Regions from separate parts of the Mus musculus genome. Here all the other regions are linked to region 1. A link is a loop called in an ENCODE intact Hi-C map of the cell type or tissue named here. Cell type or tissue: left cerebral cortex. All regions are shown on one strand.

The links. Hi-C counts contacts between places; a loop is a spot of excess contacts. Peaks named below come from ENCODE experiments on the same cell type or tissue, not always from the same donor. Only the 100,000 strongest peaks of a DNase experiment are listed, where the experiment ranks them.
Region 2: it touches region 1 in a loop (2.7-fold over the local background); 9 of 42 quality-filtered maps call a loop at or near these places.
Region 3: a loop joins it to region 1, with 4 times the contacts of the local background. A loop is called at or near these places in 16 of 42 quality-filtered maps.

The regions. Positions count from the first base shown.
Region 1 is chr19:28,775,900-28,778,399 of GRCm38, reverse strand. All of the region lies in intron 2 of Gm35922 (a long non-coding RNA gene), which reads right to left. Among named protein-coding and RNA genes, the nearest start is that of Gm35922, 17 kb to the right of the region's middle. In left cerebral cortex, a CTCF peak has its summit at 1,392; a DNase peak (open chromatin) is centred at 1,355.
Region 2 is chr19:29,046,614-29,049,113 of GRCm38, reverse strand. It overlaps Ak3 (adenylate kinase 3), which reads left to right and starts at 1,153. Exons shown (of 5, transcript NM_021299.2): 1 at 1,153-1,435. The coding sequence starts at 1,285. It overlaps 1700018L02Rik (RIKEN cDNA 1700018L02 gene), which reads right to left and starts at 1,631. Exons shown (of 1, transcript NR_028360.1): 1 at 385-1,631. In left cerebral cortex, a CTCF peak has its summit at 1,009; DNase peaks (open chromatin) are centred at 1,158, 1,626, 2,005 and 2,131; H3K4me3 peaks cover 2,032 bases; H3K27ac peaks cover 2,111 bases.
Region 3 is chr19:28,974,022-28,976,521 of GRCm38, reverse strand. It overlaps the pseudogene Gm3621 and the pseudogene Gm4844. Among named protein-coding and RNA genes, the nearest start is that of 4430402I18Rik, 7.4 kb to the right of the region's middle. In left cerebral cortex, a CTCF peak has its summit at 994 (motif pointing left); DNase peaks (open chromatin) are centred at 1,010 and 1,233; H3K4me3 peaks cover 540 bases; H3K27ac peaks cover 380 bases.

The DNA of each region.
Region 1 (2,500 bases):
TGTACAGGAACAATTCTATCGGAGGACATAGCATCCTAAGCCTGTGAATAACTAGAAGTAATAATCCAATAACTTCTGCCAGATGCACAGGTTCTTTGTTACCCAGATGAGTCATAATCGTTCATGACCTGAGACTAGAGAGGTCTTGGGATCTAGGAAGACAGCTATTACTGTTATTTTTATAAAGAAGCGTAGCAAAAAACCAAACAAACAGAAAACGGAAAGCAAACATGAAAAGGGCTCCTAATAATGTATTGCTATACCCATATGTCAGCATATCTCTCAGCCCTAGTCAGAAAAGCTTCCTCTGTAGCAGAGAGGAACTAACTCTGAGACCCATACATGAACAATGGCCACAAACTTTGGCCAACCCAGCCCTAAATAGAATGTCTTTCTCAAACTCTTCCCTTCAAGGCTCAGGGATCCAAGAGCCAGAGATGGTGGATGCCTTCCAGACACAACAGGAGGGCTGATGCACACATGAACTCACACAGACTGTGGCAGCATGCGTTAAGCCTGGCACACATTCAAGACAGACAAAATCCTGACACGGAGAAGGGGAAGTGGACACTAAGTCCCACCTCTAACCAAGAAGCTGTTTGTAATACCCACTGGGAACAGGAAAATCAGTTTCTTCTAATGGAGCAATGATAGATATATCAGCTACACTCCATGACATTCTGAGGAGCTGATGGTCAACACAAAATGGACTCTATGTGTGTGTGTGTGTGTGTGTGTGTGTGTGTGTGTGTTGCTTTTGTTTATTTTGTTTTTGTTTGTTCTGATTTCTTTTTAAAGAAAGAACATGAAGTTGGGTGGCTATGGAGGATCTTGGAGGAGTTAGGGGAAGGGGAAAGGATATGATAAAAATATATTACACAAAAAGATTTAAGCCAACAAATAAAAATAAGAACTTCATAGTAAACTTAGATATTTGCTTATCCAGGGATAACAATGGTATAGCAGTGGTAGACATAAAAAAGAAAATTCAGCTTTATTCAACTCAAATGTTACTGAAAACTGGCAAGATTGTAAAGGGTGATTTAAGAAGACAAAGAGGTCGAACCCAGCTTCTCTCACTCGTCCATTAAGTGGATCCTTCCCTGGTCACTAGGATACAAACACCAGGAAGCTAGTGCGATGACCTCTGCTCTCTTTTAGTCTTGTTTCTCCAGTGAGGCCTGGCCACCAGAACACACACCACTGCTTGCTCTCAGAGAACCCAAGCTGTGTAGAGTCCCTGGTTTTCTTGGCAAAGTTTGTGCACTTGAGAAAGGGAGGCAAACAGGAAGTGTAAGCATAGAATCAGAGTTCAAGAGAAGTCCAGCGCAGTTGTGGGACACGATTTCCAAGGAGCTGGATATATTAATTAGGTGGTAGTGACACCACCTGGTCATCATGAGCATCTTCCCTCACACGGAACACTGGGAAAGGAATAGACTTGGCTTTTCTGCTTAAGCCATGTTAGATGCAATTGCAATTACATCAGAGGTACAAGGGCCTTGATCTTGAGAGGTTTAATCATCTATGCAACAGAAAAAAAATGCATTAATGCTAACTCCCTTACTTCAGCAGTTTGACTCTGGAGATTAGGAGGTATGGAGTCCTGATACCTCGACTTCTCTGGGCATCCCAACGAACACTCAGATCAACCCAGGCAAGGCTTTGATGGATAATAAACCTGATAAAATACTAAGGAAACCATGGAACAATAGAATTATAGGTCATTTGGAACTCATAGAATAATCTATGAGAAAGAGATCCTTGTAGGTTTGTGTGAAAAGCAAAATTAAAACAGCAACAAGAAGATGTGGTCAAAGTTTCACTTTTCTTGCAAGTCTCTCCCATGGACTCTTTGGCTGTCTCATCCCAATACTAAATCAAAGAACTCAGGGCAGTGAGTGTGGTCACTCAGCCCTGTAATCCTGGGACTTGGAATTTTAGCTTTCTAGTGAGTTTGGAGCCAGCCTTGACTATATAGTAAAGCCCTGTCTCGAAACACACAAAAGATTAAGAAAACAACAATAATACTAAGACAAGAAAAATGAGGGACTATTCTGGGTTGTCTGGAATATTCTAATCACCACTGTGTACAACCTTCAGATTTCCACTACTGGAAGAAATTCCTAAGATAAGCAGTTCACAAGGAGAAAGCACACATTTTTGACATGCAATTTCAGAGGTCCATGGGCACTTAGCCATGTCGCTCTGGGCTTGTGGCAGTTTGGCATAGTACAGCAGGATCATAATACAGTGCAAAAGACTTGTCACCTCATGGTGTCCAGAAAGCAAAGAGTGGAAAAATAGCATCCTTGAAGAGCATGTGCCCCAGGGAACTCTCCTCCTTCCACTACCCCTCACATACTAAACGTCTACAGCTTCCATGGATGCGGCCATTGAGGCTTGAACACATGGGCTTTTTGGAGGGCAGTTATGATCCAAACTAGTAATATACTACTTAACAGTGATACAATTATCCCATTTAATCTCTATTTTAGAA
Region 2 (2,500 bases), 270 kb before region 1:
AGGAAACCGTATCAGGCGGACAGTGGGCAACGTTTACGGAGCACTTTGTAGTTGGTCTTGTACAGGCAATCCACACACCGTTCTACTCCACACCAATCTCCTGCGTCCATTTTACAGATAAAATAAGACTCAATCGCTTCTCTTCTGCATCCGTTCGTACCTCACTCTCCCTCTCTGTACTTCAGTTTTCAGAGCCCACGCCAGGGCATCACTGCTCCCTCCCACACCTTCTGGTTAGTTGTTGTTTGGTTTTTCAAGACAGGGTTTCTCTGTGTAGCCCATGCTGTCCTGGAACTCGCTCTGTAGATCAGGCTGGCCAGGAATCCTGAGATCTGCCTGCCTCTACCTGGGTGCGGGGTTTAAAGACGTCTATCACTGCTGCCTGCTGGTTTGTTATTGTTTTTATTCACAGTACTGTTTCAAAAAGCCTTACTTCCACCCCTGGACAAACAAGCAAGAAAACAAACGGACAGCAGTAGAAACTCGGGTTTGTTCAGCATAGCATTCTCGGAGGCCTCTAAGTACAGTGGCACACAGTAGGCACTGGGTAGCTCTTCCTGAAATGAATGCATTTCTGAAGGAGCTAGTATGTTTGACCTCTGCGGAAGTTAACGGTGACAGCTACTTTTGGTTCTGAAAGTGGATTCAGGGAGATGAGACACATACTTCACTTGATGAAAGCTTCTGTGAGGAGGGTTCCAGGTCACCCCTGGAGGAGAAGGAAATGGGGTGAAAAGGCAGAGGGAAGAAGGTCAAGGGAGGATTGGTGTGAAAAGGTGGGGAACACCTGGTGAACCAGAGGGGCCGAGGGGACACAACACGGGGGCATGCTGCTTCCTGTTGGGTCTGAGCAGGACAGAACTTGGCTCTTAGAAAAGACTAAGGGTGAAAAAGGTGAACACAGAGGGGGGAAAAAAATGAAATCCAGGCACTCAGAGGTGCCAGCGGGAGACTAGAAGTAGAACGGGGTGCTCAGAGGTTGTCCACTGGGGAGAATGCAGACGGGCGCAGCCTGCAGGCTGGGACCAGGCAGCACAGGGCACGAGGGTCTGGGGATGCCAAGAGGCGCCGGGTGGAGCTCAAGGGAGTGGGGTGCAGGGGCGCGGAGGGGCGGTGCAGCAGCCGGCGGGGCGGCCCCGGTGGCCGTCGCTCACTTCCGGGAGAGCCGGGCGTCCTGGCCACCGCCCGCTTGCAGCTGCCAGCCCTCCAGGGCCGCGGAGCCTGTGAGCGCGCAGGCCAGGCCACAGACCAGCGTCTGCGCAGCTCGGACCACCGCCAGCCACCATGGGGGCGTCGGGGCGGCTGCTGCGCGCCGTGATCATGGGGGCCCCGGGCTCCGGCAAGGGCACCGTGTCGTCACGCATCACCAAACACTTCGAGCTGAAGCACCTCTCCAGCGGGGACCTGCTCCGCCAGAACATGCTGCAGGGCACAGGTGGGAGCTGAGACCGAGGGCTGGCGGCGTGCGATCGTCCCGGCGGGGCTTTGCGGGCCGGGGTCGAGGGTCCTGCGACGCGGGTGCAGCGCTCCCCGACCTCGCCTGGGGAAAGAGCCGTTGCGCCCCGAATCCTCTGGCCTCCGTGGGCAGCTTCGGGTAGATGGGGGAGGGGGAAGGAAAGGACTAGGAAGTTCAAAGACTGAAGGAAAGCCCTTGGCTTTGTTTTTAGAAGCTCATTCGACACAGCTGGCAGCTGCGGTGGGGGTCCAGCCGGGGGGAGCTGTGCCTGTCTCTCCACGTGTCCTTGTATGCAGAAGGCAGGCTTTGGCTCTGCCAGGGCTAGCTTCTTTTTTTTTTTTTTCCCTACACCCCCCCCTCCCGCCCATGGTAAGCTCCGTGGGATCTTGTAATTCTGACCTTTCTCTCTGCAAGGTCAAGTATTACTTATTTTCATTGCAGTCACAAAGTTGGCTTAGATTTTGATGCCCCCAGACATTTCTTAGTCACTAAAGTTGTCCTTGTAACAGTTACATAAACGATTGCTGTGTTTCTCCTTCCAAAGTCTTCTAACTCAGCACAAAAAATCTAGCCAACACTTTACAAAGGGTGGGTTTGTGGTAAGTTCTATTTTAAGAAAAGCATTTTTAAATTTATTTTTTGGGACAGTGTCATTCGATGTATTCAAGGATAACTTTAACTTAAGTTTGACATCCTCCTGTCTCAGCCTCCCTAGTGAGTGCTGGGATTCCAGGCGCCAGCCAACTAACAGCTGTAAACTATTTTTTAAAAGCTTGCACTAGATGTGTTTCTCCACAATAGTGTTGACCTTCAATTTCAAACTAGTGCCTATTTTGAAAATTCATTTGAAGCTTATTTACACAGAAATAATACCTGTTCAAGGTTTTAAAAAAAAGAAAGTAAAGGCCAGGGAGAGGAGGGAAGACAGAAATGTATAAAGTAAAAAGCAAAGTTTTCTCTTAGTCCCTACCTCAGCCCAGAACCTCGGAGAGAAACAGTCTATCTCCTTCTGGAAATGTCTTTGTGTAAAGCTCCTTCTTACAA
Region 3 (2,500 bases), 200 kb before region 1:
GTGCCGTTAGTGTGTTTCTCAGCTGGCAGTGTAGCTCAGTGGTAGAGTACAAGGACTTAGGTCCTACCCCTGACACTGTAAAACAAAGCAAAACTTATCTCCCATAACTGCTTGAAGAGCAGTTAAGTCTAGAGCAATATTGCAACCTAAAACACTCTCTGATGACGGGAACAATCTCTGCATTGTCTGTGTAATAGTCACTAGCTATGCGTAGCTACTGAGCACTAGGAATGTGACCAGAGCAAGCGAGGAGCTAGACTTTATGTATTTATTTATTTATCTTGCTTTAGCTAACTTAGTTATATGTAGCCACTATATTAGACAATGTGACACCAGTATCCTGATTGAACTTAATGTCAATTTCTTTTTTTTTTAGTCTTAAATGCCTCCAGATCCATCTTTTGAATAATACAAGTCAGCATGTAGTACTACCATAGTGATGTAGTTAAAGTTGTTCAGTGGGTCTATATAGATAGTAGTAGCCTGATCCTTTAGGGGGAGTTTTCCAAAGGATGCAATTTTAGTCATTTTTAACATATAAATGTCATGTTTACGGTTCGTTAAAAGCAAGGGAAGAGTTCATTTATTTATTCATAGTAAAAGAAAGGTACAATTTCTTCTTGAAATATTAAACTGTGCAAAAGCTGAAAAGTTAAAGTTTTAAAGAAAGACGTTGGAAAAGGATAGACATAAGATATAGTTTTGGGTTTGTTTGTTTGTTTCTAAAGGCCGGGGGTTGTGCACAAAAATCAAACAAATTTAGTGTTCTACAAACTCATGATTGCTGAATTGGCACAAAGACCCTTCCCCGCGCTTTATGACACCAGCACTGAGTCACAGAAGCCCCGCGGCTCCTAGTTCCTGAGAAGCCCTGACCTCTTGGGCAAATTTTGCCCGCGTGGGTCTGATGGGGAAAGATGGAATTTCTTGGAACCATTCAGACAGCGAGTTACTGTGGCTCCAAGAAAGACTGTGGCTTGCAGTGGCCGCCCCCTGCTGGGCAGGACCCTGAGGTACAGGAGTGCTACCAATCCTTTCACCTGCCCCGCTGCCGCTCTGCTTGGAGACCCAGAGTCTTCTACAAGGTCGCCACCACCCAGAAAAGCCAGGAGGATAGCGCAGGCGACCAGGGGCTGTCCACAATTCTGCCCTCGCTCCACTCCCCGCACTTCAATCGTTATACCCAACGCGAATGGGACCGCTCTAATGATCTGCTGATCAGTATTGCAGAGGCATCGCGGCTCCGCGCCAGCCGGCTGACAGACGACTCCCTGCGGATCATGCAGGATAAGGAGCAGCTGACACGCCAGATGCAAGAGGGAACCTTCCGGAACCTGGGCCAGAGGCTCTCCGACATCCGCTTCTGGAAGTCCGGGTTGTGTCATGAGCGGGACATGCTGATGGCGGAGATCAACAACTTGAAAACCCTCAAGATGCGCTTGGAGTGCGCCGCTAAGGAGGTGAACTGTCCCCTGCAGGTGACCCTGGACTATCTGTACAGTAAGGAGAAAAGGATCGGGATTAACCTGGTCCATGACAACGGGGAGAAAAACCTTCTCCGGGTAGCAGATTTACTTAAATGTTGCCAAGATCAGATGAGAAAATTAGCTAAACGAATTGATTCCCAGATGCAAGATAATCGAGATGTTCAACATGCCCTAGAGCAAGACATCGCAGACAAGAGCTCTGCACAGTCTATTGAGGAGAGATGTTTAAACCTAAAAAACACATCTGAATCCATTAACTTCTTCCGTGGCATGGAGAACTTTGACGAAACGGTCTCCGTTCCTGAAACCTGGGCCAAGTTCAGCAGTAACAACATCAGACACGCTCAGACTACGCGGGCCAAGTCTGTCCAGCTGCGGGAGGAGGTAGAGCACCTGTTTGAGACCTTGACAGCCCAGGTGTGGAGGCATTTCACCAACATCAACCTGGCCTACCAGTCTGCCCAACCTGGAGTTCTACAGGGGTGTGGCAAACACCAAATAAGACCCAGCAGCTGCAGAGCAGTCTTCTAGAAAGGCAGACACCACTAGTGAACCAGCAGTTCAATCCTGAAGAAACCTCTAGCCCTTTTCTTTTCTTCTTTTTTTTTTTTTTATACTCAGTCACCTTTATTAGTTATACCTCAGGTTATTTTTTTAAATAATATTTCACACCATTAAAGCAATCACACCACATTAATTAAATTGATGCATCCCAAATTCATGCGTCTTGATCTTTACAGGTGATAAAGATTACATCTCAATAAAAAAAAAATCCTTCGATGTCTTGCTTTGATGTTCTCTTTAAAAGAATTATAATGAAGAACCAATTCTTTTCATTTTTGTTTATGGGGGAAAGAGGAGGAGATAGCATCTTGCTGTGTAGCTTAGGCTGCACTTGAAAATTCTATTCTGTCTCAGACTCTCACCGCCAAACCTCACACTTGAAGGGCTGTTTCAAAGGTTTATTCTATCTCCTTCCACAAGTCGGCATCGAAACACCCAAGTATCCTTAA